Linked DNA regions of Homo sapiens: region 1 is linked to region 2. Evidence: chromatin contacts called from ENCODE Hi-C or POLR2A ChIA-PET data. All regions are on one chromosome and are shown on one strand. Each heading gives the region's core, a stretch centred on a gene start or an enhancer-like site at or near the end of the contact. The rest is flanking DNA. Distances are from core to core; before and after follow the strand shown.

What was found. Hi-C counts contacts between places; a loop is a spot of excess contacts on that map. ChIA-PET counts read pairs that join two places held with the same protein, here RNA polymerase II (POLR2A). Pooled maps may share reads with other maps.
Region 1: a loop to region 2 is called in a map of HepG2, with 4 times the contacts of the local background. The contact joins two enhancer-like sites. A Hi-C loop is called at or near these places in 5 of 168 maps with a recorded cell type or tissue (HepG2, chondrocyte, heart right ventricle and 2 more), 1 of 37 single-sample maps with no recorded cell type and 1 of 50 pooled maps. POLR2A ChIA-PET finds 5 or more read pairs at or near these places in 1 of 52 experiments (H1).

The regions. Positions count from the first base shown.
Region 1 is chr10:35,938,911-35,942,571 of GRCh38, forward strand. No RefSeq gene overlaps it. Among named protein-coding and RNA genes, the nearest start is that of LINC02630, 42 kb to the left of the region's middle. Within about 2 kb of position 1,826, at least 3 of the 41 ENCODE cell types and tissues checked have a DNase peak (open chromatin) inside an H3K27ac peak, as active enhancers do.
Region 2 is chr10:35,631,341-35,635,042 of GRCh38, forward strand. No RefSeq gene overlaps it. Among named protein-coding and RNA genes, the nearest start is that of MIR4683, 8.1 kb to the right of the region's middle. Within about 2 kb of position 2,376, at least 2 of the 41 ENCODE cell types and tissues checked have a DNase peak (open chromatin) inside an H3K27ac peak, as active enhancers do.

The DNA of each region.
Region 1 (3,661 bases), core at 576-3,075, 310 kb after region 2:
AGCTTATTTTCCCACCCCTGAATCTGGACTGCCCTTGTGACTTGCTTTGCCCAGTAGATGACATGGACATTACAGGGCATGACTTCAGAGTGAGGCCTCAAAAGCCCTTGTAGTTTCTGTTCTTGCCTCCTTGAAACACTTTTTCCATCATGAAATAGAGTCCTGCTCAGCCTCCTGGAGCATGAGAGGCCACATGGAAGAGAGCTGAAGTGCCTTAGCCAACAGCCCCAGGTGACCACCAGGCAGGTGAGTGAGGCCACCTAAGATGAGCCCGTCACCAGCTGAGCTGCCACCTGACTGCAGGTGCACAAGGACACCCAGCCAATACCACATGAGCAGAGCCCAGCTGTCCCTGCCACACCCCACTCTCACTGCAAGGACCCAAAATCATAACCAGTTAAATGAGTGGAGATTTTGCACCACCGAGTTTTGGGATGGTTTGTTTTTTAATAAAGATAACTGGTACATGGGTTGGTAGGCATAGTAGTGGTATTTTGGAACAAGAATTACTGAACTGACAAGACATTTTCCACAACCTCCATGAGATAAGGGAGGCCCTGATGTTCTATAAGCCTTAGGCAGGATTGGCTTAGGGACTGAGTGGAGTTGAACCTGAAGCTGAGATCCAGATCTCACTCTTGGCAGCTCAGAGACACCAGGGGGAAACAGATTGGCTGGAAAGGAGAGTCAACAGTAAGCACCACTAAACTGCACAACCATGTTTTCAGTGATCACCTAGTGTGCTTGAGCATGTGCTGTGTGGACATGGATGCAGTCATTGTCAGATATGTAAAAACATAGCTGGAACTATAATGGAGTCTTACAATGTGATCTTGTCCTGAGAACTCCTGAAAAATTATATGCTTTTCAAAGTTGTCTTTTATTGTTAGTTTCTTTAGTAGTGTTGCTTTAAGCAGCTTCCTAATGCCACACAAATCCTGAATTGTGTATAGGGATAATTAGTAGGTATATAGCCTAGGTTCTCTTAAACAGAGTTCTTCTGAAACATCAGCCCCACGGTTCCACAGCTGACACAGACGAACTGGGGATGGACGCTTAAACACATCAGCACAATCCATAAAGGTGTGAGGGTGTTTGGCATAAAGGGCATCCTGGTTTTTGGGGCCTGCTCTTCTGCAGATGCAGTGCGATACTCCCCCGCACTTCATCCCCATGATGGCTTTTGTCTGTTATCATATCTCAGTGCATTTCAGAACTCAGCTTCTGTTGTCATTTTTTCACTCTCCTCTTTACAAGATTTCATTACATTTTCCATGTTTTAATCCAAACAGCCAATGCCAAAAAAAAAAAAAAAAAGGAGAGAAAGAAAGTACAGCTGTGGTGAGTCATTAAAGTGATTTTTCCAGCTGTTTAACTATTATGTCTGGCCCCACAGCAGCCTCTAAAAGACTAAGAAAATGTTCTGCTTAGACTTTCTAGGGCTGAAAGTTTACAGATCACCAATTTTTCTTATATTAACAAACCCTTGTTATCACCTCTTGGAGCAATGGAGCAGAGGAACACAGGGAGGAAACGAAGGATTAAAATGTTTTAGTGTAGTCATAAAAATCTCGAGCACTGGAGTCAACAGACCTGGGCTTCAATCAGGGATCAGCTGCTGATGAGCTCAAGACACTGAGCATGTGACTTAGCTTCTCTGCATCTGTGTCTTCTTCGGTGATATGAGGGTATTATCTCAGTTACAGAGTCACTGAGGAGAGTAAATTGACTGATGTAAAAACATTTACTTCAGCAGTAACTGCCGTGTAGCCCGGGCTCCAACCCGGCGGCTGCGATGATTTTGATAGTCTGGAGGCCTTGTCTGTGGCCCTGGCTCTTCCTTCCCTGGCGGGGCGTGAGCTTTGCATTGTGCTTCTCCCAGCAGTTGGGGTGTGGAGGAGGAGCGCACAGCAGGCTGCGGTGTTGTGCCAGATGGCCCAGGTGTATTGCTTTCATGAAATTTACAACACGGGATATTTACACCTGTCACAGCTGTCACTCACTACAGGCAGATCAGACAGTGCTCCCTGAGAGCTGAGCAGGAATCTGTCACAATCTAGCTGTGCAGAGATGCCAGGCTCTCTTCCCTGCCGCCTGGCAGAGTGGAGAGGATGCTTTTCCATCTTCCCCACTTGGCAGCTAACTCAGTGCAAGGAGAGTCCCGTTTTGTACTCTTGCTCCTGCATCCCCTAACACCCTTGGGAATTTAGGTATCTAGAGGGAGGGTGGTTCTACCTTTAAGAGATTGCTGGGTGTATAAGAAAATAACCTGGTGCAGCTGGAAGGGTCTGGGACTGGAGTCTGGCACTAGGCTTACAATGGTGTTGCTGGTTAGCAGTAGCTTCTTCTGCGTAAGAGTCACTGAACCTCTTCAGATGCCAGCTCCTTTTTGTTAGGAAAAATAGTATGCATTTTGAATAGGAATAATCTCTAAGAAACCTACTATGTCTATATACTTCTGACTTTTATATCAAGAAGGCGTCATCCCAGGTTGCTAAATGAAAACATTAGACACAGCAATAAAAAGAAAGGATTCATTGAGACACATTGACCCCTTGGCTTTACCTCATAATTATTTCCAAAGTTCTCATAATCATGGCTGCAATCGATCATGGGCTTTTGGTTCGCAATGTAAGGAACTGAGAGAAATCCAATACAATACCAGTTCTTAACAGAAGCATGAATCCTTTTTTCCGTGAGCATGAAGCAAAATGTCCATATGAAAATAAGAAATAAGTATAAATGGTACAAGGATACACATTCAGAAAAAGTTATAAGACTATTTAAATTAGTTGAATATTAACAAAAGGGAGACACATTTTGATTAATCTGAAAGTGAATAAACACAAATTTTATTTCTAATCATTGTCTTATCTCAGAAGAGGTAATGTTACGGAAATATATTATAAAAACCCAATGTTCTCAAGAGTTATTGACCAATCATAAAGTTATGGAGAAGTCCAAATAAGTTACTTAAATATTTGTATACTGTTGGGGATTTTGATTAGGAGAAAGGAGTTAATTCTAGTAATCTATTGGGATGTTATTTAACATTATGTTTTATATTGCACGTTAGGAAAGACGGTAGAGGTAAATCTCAGTATTAACCATTAGACAAGTATAGCTTAGCCTCAATCTTCACAGAACTTGAAGTTCTAGTGGCTTGTGGTTCAAAAGCTTTCTGACCTCATGAATGGTAGAATGGTAGGTCCATAACAGTGAATGGAATCCACAAAACGCAGTGTTAGAGGTACATGGATAAAATAACATCCTCCAGCACACTTTGACCCCTTGCTTTCCTAGTCCCCAGCAGTGCTGGTAGCAGAGAGCAGTTGGCTATGGTCCACTGCACAGGATGGCTGTGATGTCATTTAGGAAGCCATCTGGAGGTTTGGCGATGAGCCTGTCACAACTTCACTTGTGCCATGACAAAATGCTGAAGTATCGCAGATTTCTTCCTGGCCCTTAGCTTCTGCTCTAGGGACACATTAGGACTTTGAGGATCTCATAAAATATTTCTTCCTTCATCCTGGACTCACTTTTTATCCAACACAATGCATCTAATGCATCTTGGGAGAATAACTCAGCCTGCTCTCATGCCTCCTTCTTTCATTTTGGGGTCTATATTGAATAAAGTAATTGATGTATCAATACATTTGGC
Region 2 (3,702 bases), core at 1,126-3,625:
GTGAAGACACATGTATTGACACGCATTCAGGATTCCCCTGACCCACTGTTGGCTTGACCCTTGCTTCCTGGGCTACAATACGACCCTGCACCCAGTCTTAGAAAGTCAGGCCTGTCTTTGGTCTCTGCAGACTGACTGAGGTTTCATTTCCAGCTGAGTTGGTCTCAATACATAAACATCTACTGAACAAGAAGAGAATATTTTATTTTATTTTATTTTTTAAATTCAGGGAATACATGTGCCAGTTTGTTACATGGATATATTGTGCAATACTGAGGTTTAAGCTTCTATTGAACCTGTTACCCAAATAGTGAACATAATTCCCAATAGAAAGTTTTTCATCTTGCCCTCTTTTTTCCCTCCCACTTTTGGAGTCCCCAGTGTCTATAATTCCTGTTTTTATGTCCATATGTAGCCAATGTGTAGTTCCCCCTTAGAAGTGAGAACATGTGGTATTTGGTTTTCTGTTCCTGTGTTATTTCACTTAGGATAATGGCCTCTAGCTGCAACCATGTTGCTGCAATGGACATGATTTCATTCTTCTTTTTGTGGCTGCATAGTACTCCACAATGTATAGCGTACCACATTTTTAAAATCCAATCCACTGTTGATGGGCACCTAGGTTGATTCTATGTCTTTGCTATTGTGAATAATGCTGCAATAAGCATATGAGTGCAGGTGTCTTTTTGGTAGGAAGATAATATTTGAATATCTTTACTAACTAACACATCCACCTTATTGATTCCTCCTAACTTCACAGGTTGGGTTTAATTTCTAGTTTAATAGAATTATACCCTATGTGCACAATTCTTTGTTATTTCCTTATAGGTGAAAAAACAGTTATCAAAAACTGTGTACTGAGAAGTTCTTTCTTGGGGCCAGGTGAGGGCACTCCTGTCATCTCCCAAATACCTCTCAGGGTGACAAAAAGAAAAAAATAACTGCTTTTGTTTAGTCAAGTTAGATGACAATAGCTAGTTTGCTTAGCTAATTTCTATTTCTATATATCTATATAGATCTATATGTCTACAGATCTACAGATTTATATATCTATAAATACATCTACATATCCAGATCTGTATCTGCATATATTTCACTTTGGATGATAATACCACATTCAGTTACATTCACTGGTTTTCAACTCTGGCGGCACATGGGAATTGCCTGGGGAAGTTTTAGAAAACTTTGAATTCTCAGCTGGCACCCCCCAAAATTCTGATTCTGTTGGTTTGGGGTGCAACATGGGCATTGGTAATGATAAAAAAAAAACAAAAACATACCCCAAGTGCTTTTAACATGTAAGCATGGTAAGAACTACTGCTGGAGTGCTAGTTAATTAAAAATGGGCTTGTTAGGGGTGAAAATATTAGAAATTGGTTTTCTAATTTAAATCAGTGTATGATTCACCTGCATGATAAACATGGTGCTATAAAAGCATGCGTTTGTCCCCTGTGAAGAATGGCTGTGCCCCAGATTCGGAAAGCTATCCAACTTGGGTTGTTTCACTAACATTGATCCTAACTTTGCCTTTTGTCCTGGGGCAATTCCTTCCTTCCACCTTTCTCTGGCTACTGGCTGACCTTTTCAGCTGCCACCCATGCTCTTGGCCCCCTCCCGGGCACAGCCTGCAGCATGAGTCTGCTGGGCCAGTCAAGCTCTTCCTCAGGTTGCTCTGTCATTGCAGAGATTTCTGGGACGCTCTCTTGGGTTCCCTAAGCCCTTTTCTCTCCCTGATCCCTGCACTGGCCTTCACGGCACAGTGGTTCTGCTGTTTCTCCTTCTGCCTGGCCGAGGCCAGGCTCTCCCTGAAAGGCCCTCAGGCCTCTGCCAGCCAGGGCCAACACGTTCCACATTTGGCCCCTCTCCCCATGTGAACTCAATCAGTAACAGAAGCCCATCTGACTAATAGAGGATTAGTCCTCTCTCACACTGCTATAAAGATACTCCCTGAGACAGGGTCATTGACAAAGGAAAGAGGAGTAATTGGCTCACAGCTCCGCGTGGCTGGGGAAGCCTCAGGAAACTTACAATCATGGTGGAAGGTGAAGGGGAAGCAGACACATCTTACACAGTCACAGGAGAGCGAAAGAGAGAAAGAGGGAAGTGCCAGACACTTACCAAACAAGACCACTTGAAAACTCACTCACTATCGGAACATCAAGGGGGGGAATCCGTCCCCATAATCCAGTCACCCCCCACTAGGTTCCTCCCTTGACATGTGGGGATTACAATTCAAAACGAGATTAGGGTGGGGACACAGAACCAAACCATATTACTCCCAGTCACTGTGCCTTCTCACTAAGCTAGAACACAGACTCTTAAATGTGGAATTTATTGGAACACGGTGGCTGTAGAAGGCAAAAGGCAGGTGAGCTGGCCTAAGTTGGCCAGGATCCCAAGAGGCAAGCCTTTCCACAGTGCTCCTCTTGTCTCTGAAGGATGGGCGTTCACATTTCCTGTGTAGGCCACCACCAAACTGTGAGAGAACTCTGCTATGATTCTGTAACCAGGTAAACACAGCCCTGGTAAGTTGCTGTATCAGCTATGAATGCATTTTTTTTTTTTTTTTTGAGATAGACTCTTTCTCTATTGCTCATGCTGGAGTGCAGTAGCAGATTCATAGCTTACTGCAGGCTTGAACTCTTGGACTCAAGCGATCCTTCTGTCTCAGTCTCCCAAGGGACTACAGGCATGCATTACCACACCTGGCTTTTTATTTTTTTATAGCGATGGAGTCTCATTATATTACCCAAGCTGGTCTAGAACTCCTGGCCTCTAGTGATCCTCCTATCTCGGCCTCCCAAAGTGTTGGGATTACAGATGTGAGCCACCACACCCAGCCTGAATGCACCTTGTGGTGGCCTCAGAGGTCTACACAGAAGAGTGGGACTGCTGGAAAAGATCTACAGAGACAGGAGTGACAAGTAGGCTTAGTGGCTTCTAGGCCCAGCTGTGCTCCTGACTGTGTGATGTTCAGTAAGCACAGTTGTTTTGGGCTTGTTTTCTAACCAGTGAAATGTGGGATGGTGTGCTAGAACTTCCTACCCTTCGGTGTGCCTGTGAAGCTTGGGGATCTTGTTAAAATGCAGTTTCTGATTCAGTAAGAGAGATCTGAGATTCCACATTTCCCTAATGCCACAGGTTCTTGCCCCTGCTCCTTGTTCATGGGCAGCAAGATTCTTGCCCCTGAGGCCTCTGAACTCTGTAAGTCCTCCAAGATCTTATGTGGTCCTTGGTCACAGTCTCCTCCTTCCCTCCTATCCCCACTAGACATTCCAGTCCTCAGAAACCTCATTTCTCTGCTCATCCCTTTTTTTTTTTGGCAAAGTCTTGCTCTGTCATCCAGGCTGGAGTGCAGTGGTGTGATCTCAGCTCACTGTAGCCTCCGCCTCCTGGATCAAGCGATTCACCTGCCTCAGCCTCCTGAGTAGCTGGGATTACAGGTGCCAGCCACCACATCCAGCTAATTTTTGTATTTTTAGTAGAGACAGAGTTTCACCATGTTGGCCATGCTGGTCTCAAACTCCTGACCTCAGGTGATCCGCCTGCCTCGTCCTCCCAAAGTGGTGGGACTACAGGCGTGAGCCACCGGTCCTGGTCCTGCTCATCCTTCTTTAAGATCCTGTTCTTCCTACATCTCAGTGCTGTGTCATCTTCCTTCCCGAGGGCTCCAGCATTCCAACGCAGATGCTCACCGACCTT